2 separate regions of the Homo sapiens genome follow, and region 2 is linked to region 1. A link is a loop called in an ENCODE intact Hi-C map of the cell type or tissue named here. Cell type or tissue: B cell. All regions are shown on one strand. Links, peaks and the distances in the headings refer to the core of each region. The heading gives the core; the rest is flanking DNA.

Region 1 (4,402 bases), core at 262-4,261:
CCCAGGTTGATGTACTCTCACTTGTACCCTGTCTTGATTTTAGCATTTTGCCCCCAGTGTTAGGTGAGGAGGCTGAATCACAGGTCAACTTTAGTCCATGTAAAAAGCTCATCTTCTCCAGTAACTCTGCACCTAATGTCTTGTCAGTGTTCCACTTCTCTGTAAATGTCAGGCCACATTTGATCCATCTGTTCTTGGTTTCCAGACTACCTGTCACTTTGATGGCCTCAGGATTGGCTGAGCCTGAGCTTGTAACATCCAGTCTATTCCCATATTTTGTTTTCAAATGAAGCTTTATTAATCCTAATCTATACCGCTTGGTGAAGACATCCCTGGTACATTTGTCAAGATCAGTGTACATGGGAGGGACAGCCATATTCTGCTCAGTGGCAGCCACAGGAGGCTCAACAGGGTAAGGGGGTGGATTTTCCTATGCTGCTTTGAAGGTCATTCTATTCTTGTTTCTGGTGGTAATTACTCACTTACTAAGATGAATAACAACATTCATTTACATGTCTTCAAAACAACTTCCTCCCCACTCTTCTATCACATTATCATTCTTGAGTTTAAATAATAGAATTTTATTTTACTTCTTCTTTCCATGTGTGTTTCTCATGGTTTAAAGAACAAAATTTTATTATTTTATTTATTCAAACTCATTTTCCCTATCTTGTGGCCTATTTCTGCATTTATTTTTCATCTTGCTGTAGCACTTCCTCTAAAAGTGTTTTTAGTGGTTTGCATGTGTGTGTGTGTGTGTGTGTGTGCATGTTCGTGTGTGTCTTAAGATTTTGAGGGCTGTAATACCAAAGAAAAAATCTTCATTCACCCTCGCAATTAAATAAAAGTCTAGATGGATATAAAATAACAAGTTTGCCTTTTTTCTTTGAACACTTTGAAAACATTTTCCATTGACTTCTTACATTTAATGTTATTGTTAAGAAGTCTTAGGCTATTCTCATTCCTGTGACTTATAGATAATGCTTTATGTTCTTTAGTATTTCAAAATTTTTCCTTGTTCATTGATATTCCCAAATTTTACTTTAATATTTAGGTTTTTAAAATCAATTCAGTTAGCAAATTATGATACTTTTCATTGTGAAATCTTTAGTCTTTCTCTGATTTTGTAAAATTTGGGGTTATTATTTTTTCCATAAGTTTTCTTCTCTTATTTGTACCTGTATGCAGTACATGAATCATACAGATACTGACACTTCCTATGCCATCATTCATATTTCTTAACTTGTATACTCTCCTTCTCTGTACCTCTTCTTGGTATTTTTAGGAGAGTTTTTCCTGGCCTTCCAGCTCACTATGTTTTTTTCTTTAGTATTATTCTGTATGCTAATCAATTCATCTGTCAGGTACTTATTTTGACAATTATAATTTTCATATTTATTATCTCTTGTTGGCTGTTATTTAACTTGTCATGAATTGGTGTGTTGAGAGAGTGTTGAGGATTAGTCTCGGGCAGAAAACCTCTAGAGCTCTAGCTGGACACAGTCATTCCCTAGTTGCCCACCCCACTGTGTATGGTGGTGAGACAGGAATTCTTGGGAGCAGTACATTTGTGCCTATTGCTATCTGCTTCCCACAGTGGCTGGGTTCTAATACCATCCTAGTAATTACTCCACTACCACTGGTTGGTAGAATAATTGCCCTGCTGGAATAGGAAATGAGCAGCTTGGAAAGATCTGGGGGAGAGAAAAGATCTCATTCAGAAAGCATTCTCTTACCTCTAATTTGCCTCTTCCTCTCTAAGCAGCTTCTGCTTCCCTGTGTTTGTTTCCTCATGTATTTATGACAATTTTACAGGTTTTTTGATAGGCAAAAGTTTGTCTCTTGTTTATTTGGTATTTCCAAGGTACAGTTTAATAGTAAGAGCCTGAAGCCATCTTGTCAACAAATGTAAGTTTGTTAATGCAAAAAAAGTGCAAGTAAAACAAAATAAATCTGTGGGCTGAAACAGGATTAGATGGCTTTTTTACTTTCATTTTTATTTTATTTTATTTTATTTCATTTTTTGAGATGGAGTCTCGCTCTGTCGCTGCAAGCTCTGCCTCCCCGGGTTTATGCCATTCTCCTGCCTCAGCCTCCAGAGTAGCTGGGACTACAGGCACCCCCCACCACACCTGGCTAATTTTTTTGTATTTTTAGTAGAGACGGGGTTTCACCGTGTTAGCCAAGATGGTCTTGATCTCCTGACCTCGTGATCTGCCTGCCGCGGCCTCCCAAAGTGCTGGGATTACAGGCTTGAGCCACCGCGCCCGGCCGATTAGAGGGCTTTAAAAGACCAGACAGTGTCTGCCCAACCAGAAAAACTGTGTATTTTCAGAGCAGGTGTATGTGAAAGCAGAACAATCAGGGCCTGAGGAAACCACCGAGCATTTGCATATCTGAGGGTTCTCAACCTCACATGTCTGAGACAGCATCTATATGCCTCCTGAGCTGGTCAGAAGGACAGTGTTACTGAAAATCTATGAGAAAGGACCAGCAGGGAAACATAGCAAATTGTCCACTGAATGAAGCTGCAAGCGAGAGAAGAATGAAAAGTGAGCACAGAGCAGTACATCATCTTTTTTCACTCTGTAATTCTGAGGGTTTTTTGGCACCCGTCCATACCCTACTTCCCTGCTTTTTTTCAAATTCCTTCTCCCATATTTAATATATCCCCAAAAGCCACACCTTTCCCAACAACACTATAACCCATGCTTTATTTTATGCTCACAAGGAACTTTCCAACATATGCCTTGCCCATTACCAAGAGCTCTTCATTTTTCACATGTTCAGCATCTCCAGTATTTATTACTTTCACTGCAGCTTCCACATCTTCAGGGCACTAGTATAATTTAAGACATAGAGTCTCAGGTTACAAAGTCAATGGCATAAATTCGTAGCACTGCTGTACACCAACAACAACCAAGCTGAGAATCAAATAAAAAATGGAATCCCTTTTATAATAGCTGTAAAAACAAACAAACAACAACAATAACAACAAACCCTAGTAATATACTTAACCAAGGAGGTGGAAGATTTCTGCAAGGAGAACTACAAAATACTACTGAAAGAAATCATAGATGGCACATATAGATGGAAACACATCCCATGCTCATGGATTGGAAGAATGGTTATTTTCACAATTTTGTGATTGCCCAAAGTCACCTACAGATTTCATGCAAATTATATCAAAATACCATCACCATTTTTCACAGACTTAAAAAAAATCTTAAAATTCATATGGAACAACAACAAAAAAAGCCCAAATAGCCGAAGCAATCCTAAGCAAAAAGAACAAACCTGGAGGTATTACAAGACTTGAATTTATACTACAAGGCTATAGTTACTAAAACAGCATGGGCACTGGTATAAAAGTAGGCATATCGTAACCAATGGAACAGAACAGAAAATCCAGAAATAAAGCCAAATGCTTACAACGAACTGATGTTCAACAAAACATACAAAAACATAAATTGGAGAGAGGACACCCTATTTAATAAATGGTGCTGGGAAAACTGGCTAGCCACGTGTAGAAGAATAAAACTGGATCCCTATCTCTCATCTCATACAAAAATCAACTTAGGATGAGTCAAAGACTTAATCTAAGACCTGAAACCATAAAAATTCTAGAAGATGACCTTGGAAAAACTCTTCTGGACATTGACCTAGGCAAAGAATTTATAACTAAGACCTCAAAAGCAAATGCAACAAAAACAAGGATAAATAAATGGGACCTAATTAAACTAAAAAAGCTTCTGCACAGCAAAAGCAATAATCATCAGAGCAAACAGACAACCCACAGACTGGGAGAAAATATTTGCAAACTATCCGTCTGACAAAGGACTAATATTTAGAACTACAAGGAACTCAGACAAATCAGCAAGAAAAAAAACTCATGAAAAAGTGAGCAAATGACATGTATAGACATTTCTCAAAAGAAGATATGCAAAAGGCCAACAAATATATGAAACAATGATCAACATCACTAATCATCAGGAAAATGCAAATTAAAACCACAATGAGATGCCACTTTACTTTTGCAAGAATGGCCATTATTAAAAAGTCAAAAAATAATAGATGTTGGCATGGATGTGGTGAAACGGGAACACTTACACACTGCTGGTGAGAATGTAAATTAGTACAACCTCTATGGAAAACAGTATGGAGATTTCTTAAAGAACTAAAAGTCCTATGTCAGGAAACAACAGGTGCTGGAGAGATGTGGAGAAATAGGAACAATTTTACACTGTTGGTGGGACTGTAAACTAGTTCAACCATTGTGGAAGTCGGTGTGGCGACTCCTCAGGGATCTAGAACTAGAAATACCATTTGACCCAGAAATCCCATTACTGGGTATACACCCAAAGGATTATAAATCATGCTGCTATAAAGACACATGCACAAG
Region 2 (4,402 bases), core at 332-4,331, 160 kb before region 1:
AAAAGAATAATTGAAACAGGGAGGTATCATTAGATTTGTTAAGCAAATCTCCTCCCATCTTAGGATACATGCTGGGCCTGCCAAGGTGACTCTCATCTAAAATCTCTGCACAAAGACTCTTCTCTTCTTTGTGGCTCTTCTCCCACTCAGCTGTCTCAATACAGCATTGGCCTTGTTTATTCAGACGCTGATCCTTGGCAATGGAGAAAGCTTGTTATATGGAAAGAACATAGGTTTTGGGCTGGGCATGTTGGCCCATGCCTGTAATCCTAGCACTTTGGGAGGTTGAGGTGGGTGGATTGCCTGAGCCCAGGAGTTCAAGATCAGCCTGGGCAATATGGCAAAAACCCATCCCTACAAAAAGTAAAAAAATAAAAAATTAGCCAGGTGTGGTGGCATGTGCCTGTAGTTCCAGCTACTTGGGAGGCTGAGCTGGGAGGATCTCTTGAGCTCAGGAAGTGGAAGTTGCAGTGAGCCGATATTGTGCCACTGCACTCCAGCCTGGGTGACAGAGTGAGACCCCGTCTCAAAAATAAATACATAAATAATAAATACGAGTATAGGTTTTGGAATTGGACAGACGTGAAACTGAATCTTAGCTCTGTCACTGTCTGTGTGACTGGGAAAATTTTTGCAAAATTCTGACCCCAGTTTTTTCGTTTATAAAGCAGGTGTTGGTTATACTTGCCTTATAGTTGTCGTCAGGATTAAATGAGATGTTTGTAAAGTATATTACAAGCACATAGCAGAAGCTGCATAAATAGCAGTTATAAAGTGTATCAGCCTACCACCCTGAACTCTTGCCTTAGTTCTTCTTTCCAGTCACACAATTACTATTTCATCAAGGCTGTTCTTAGTCCAGGGCTTTCAGGCTCAGTAGCCTCCTAAGCCCAGCACAGTCATGGTCAGAAATTCCAATGACAGGTTGAAATAGTTGCAAATAATTTATTAAAAGAGAGTAAGAACTTGTTTGGGGCCTGTTTAATTCTAGAAGATCAATTCCCTATTGGAGAGCCCTCCTACCAGCCTCTTGTGACTTGATGAAAATATCCAACCACAGGTGGCTTCCTTGGATATGTCCGGTGTGGTCACACAGGGCCCAGCACTCAGAAGGGCCCTGAGCTTGGTTTAATGCTTTGTTGTTGCCATCTTGAAACTTGTAATAGTTCTATCTTCGAACTTGTGTTTGGTACATGAAGTCTAATTGGATAAGAGTCTGTGCATGAGCTGAGGAGATACTTGCAATATGCATGTCCACATTTGCAATATCACATGATCCCAGTATTTCTAGTGTACCCACAATGAGTGGGACTTCAGTGAGATGCAAAGCAAGTACAAGGTAAGTGTATGACATCAATGACCGACAACCCTAAGAAGACATCACTTTCCATTTGATCCAGATCTTGCTTCTCATATAGAAAGAAGGCAGTGGTGTTTCTAAGAAACAAACAGCCAAGGAACTCTATCTATTGTATCTTTCTTATGTTACGTCCCTATATTAGCTAATCACTTTCATTGAAAGGATTCATCCCATTCCATTCAAAGAATGAAAGGGAAAGATAGGGCAACCTGGAGTTGTTTTACCTTTCACTCCTTCCATTCTCATCAATAAACCAAAGGTAGAAAGTGTTGTTAGAATGTGCACATATCAAGAAATAAAATAAAAAGAATTGTGTATTTTTTTGAATTATGTAGCATTTCCACTGTTCCGATAAGAACAAAATGCCTGCGTGTATAAGCTACGAAGTAAGTATTGTCTAATTTTAATAATCCTGCATACTACTTAAATGCTTTTATAGTGCAAAATATAAAGATGAACAGTAAAAATTCACACTGATAATTTAAAATGTCATTTTTTTTCTTCTTTTAGAATGACATTAAATAGCAAATAAAAAGCATCTCATGACAAGTTAAGGGAGAGACCATGGAATAAAGGAAAAAGTGCCTTTAATGGCACCTTTTTTCTTGCTTTTTGAACAAGGGCCTTGCATTTTCTTTTTGCGCTCAGCCCCACAAATCATGTAGCCAGTTTTGCATGTAACTCTGTTCTCTTTTCTGCAGTCCCTGGGCAACTGCCAGGGGATGACTTTGGCTTTTTTAAGAGATAATAGAATAGATGTGTTCTCAGAGAAGGAAGGCCCTATGCAGATGAACTTCCTTCCTTTTGTAATGAAAAACCTCATTATTAAACCAGAAAATAGAAGCCAACTGGTTTGAGGCTTTCCCCTTGTCCCCTCAGCTTATGTAAATACTTGAGGTGTTATTTTTCCATGGCTCTGGGAAGTCCGATGACCCAACATACTTTTGCATAAACATAAATGATATATTTATCTTGAGGTTCCTCTTTCTGCAAGTTTAGAACTAACATTTGGGTGGGGGCTGTGGGTTTCTTTTTTTTTTTTTTGAGATGGAGTCTCACTCCGTCGCCCAGTCCAGAGTGCAGTGGCACAATCTGGGCTCACTGCAAGCTCTGCCTCCTGGGTTCAAGCCATTCTCCTACCCCAGCCTCCTGAGTAGCTGGGACTACAGGTGCCTGCCACCACGCCAGCTAATTTTTTGTATTTTTAGTAGAGATGGGGTTTCACCATGTTAGCCAGAATTGTCTCGATCTCCTGACCTCGTGATCCGCGCACCTTGGCCTCCCAAAGTGCTGAGATTACAAGCATGAGCCACCGCGCCTAGCCTGGGTGGGGGCTGTTTTTAAATCTTATCTCAAGTTCATGTCGGCTTTGGAGATTTCATTAAACACGACAAGCGAGAATTTGGGATGAAGCTGATGTGCACTGAAAGCTGATGGTGTGCACACGGGAATCATAGATTATATGGCACTGGTCACAGAGATTACATAGGTCAACTTTCCACCTTGACTCAAGAATAAAGGCAAGAAATTGTCAAAGGCAATTTTTTGTTTTTAGTTAAGACACAAAGTGATATTCTGGGAGAAAGAAAGCCAATATGAGTCTCAAAGTTTCTAGAAATTGTTTTGGGAAAAGATTTGGAAAATTAAATCATGGGGCATAAAATGCAATATTAATAGAAAAAGAATGAAACTTCAATATGACCAAGGAGCTTTTAGATTATGCTGCAGTCTCTCTCCACAGCACATCATTCCCCTGGTTGTCCAAGCCAAATTCCTGGGAGTCAGCCTAGACTGTCTCCTTCACCTCCAGTCAATCACTACTTTTACTGTTTCCTACAAAACAAATTTTGCACCCCTCTGCTCTAGCACATCTGTTGCTCTGGCCCTCTTTTTCTAACCTACGTGATAGTCACAGCAACCAACCACCCTCCCTACCACCAGCCAGTCTCTCCTACCCTAAAGTGATTTTTTTACACAACCACCAGGAGAATCTATCTGAAGCACAAACCTGGATATGTTGCTTGATTAAGCACTTCAGTGGCTTTCAGTTGTTATAAGATGAAGCTCCTGATTATGGCACCAAGGCCTGCTAGGGTCTCACCCTCTCTGGACTGACATGATTTTCCAGTAAAGAGAATTTTATTCTGCAAATATACTAAATTGCTTGTAATTTCTTGAACACATGTTATTGTCTTATGCCTCTGCACATTTTCTATCAGTCTAAAGTCATTTTCTTCATTCCCCAGCACATCCTCTCTGTGTCTAATTTTCCAACTCCATCTCCTTTTGCTCTTCTTTCTGTTCCCTCTTGCCTTCTCAAACTTCCTCCTCTTCCTGAGAGGTACTATTTATTAAATGCTTACTATGTAATTATGCTGTGCTTAAGATTTCACACATTTAAGTGAGCCGAGATCACGCCACTGCACTCCAGCCTGGGTGACAGAGCAAGACTCTGTCTCAAAAAAAAAAAAAAAAAAGATTTCACGCATTTAATCCTCACGATAAGTTTATAGGTTCAAGTTTATTATATTTTACTGTTATTCCCATTATTTAAGTATTAAAAATGGGTTGGAGAGTTTGAGTGACTTAACAAAGCCTACTAATTCTTACCTGAATTTGAACTCAGCTTTTCATGACTCCACATGTCACTGTCTTAATATCTGTGTGCTTATCCTCCAGTAAAATTTCCCTGAATGTTTCCCTTTGCCAAGTATGGCAGTTACTTTCCAGGATGATAAGCAGATCTGTATCCTCTGCTTCTTGGGCCATAGCTAGACTATTTTCCCACCCCTTGAGATAGGCAAGGAACTGTGATTGAATTCTGGCAGATGAAATGTGGGAAGGATGAATGCATGCCACTTTCAGGAATGGCCTCTAGAGTCTCCTGGATCATCTGCCACACACTCCCTCTTTTTGCAGAGAATTTGGAAGCCCTGAATATGGTGGTACGATGAGATGTAAGGAGCCTAGGATCCTGAATGACCATGTGGAGCAGCAGAGCCTTGCCCTTCACCCTGGGAACAAGTGATGGGATGTTTTGTT

The links. Hi-C counts contacts between places; a loop is a spot of excess contacts. Peaks named below come from ENCODE experiments on the same cell type or tissue, not always from the same donor. Only the 100,000 strongest peaks of a DNase experiment are listed, where the experiment ranks them.
Region 2: a loop joins it to region 1, with 8 times the contacts of the local background. A loop is called at or near these places in 1 of 110 quality-filtered maps.

What each region holds. Positions count from the first base shown.
Region 1 is chr1:157,724,646-157,729,047 of GRCh38, forward strand. It overlaps the pseudogene VDAC1P9. Among named protein-coding and RNA genes, the nearest start is that of FCRL3, 26 kb to the left of the region's middle. In B cell, for the core only: no CTCF peak of the experiment used is centred there; DNase peaks (open chromatin) are centred at 756, 1,865 and 2,356; H3K4me3 peaks cover 2,632 bases; H3K27ac peaks cover 3,800 bases.
Region 2 is chr1:157,564,505-157,568,906 of GRCh38, forward strand. No RefSeq gene overlaps it. Among named protein-coding and RNA genes, the nearest start is that of FCRL5, 14 kb to the left of the region's middle. In B cell, for the core only: no CTCF peak of the experiment used is centred there; DNase peaks (open chromatin) are centred at 2,137, 2,685 and 3,259; H3K4me3 peaks cover 1,312 bases; H3K27ac peaks cover 2,531 bases.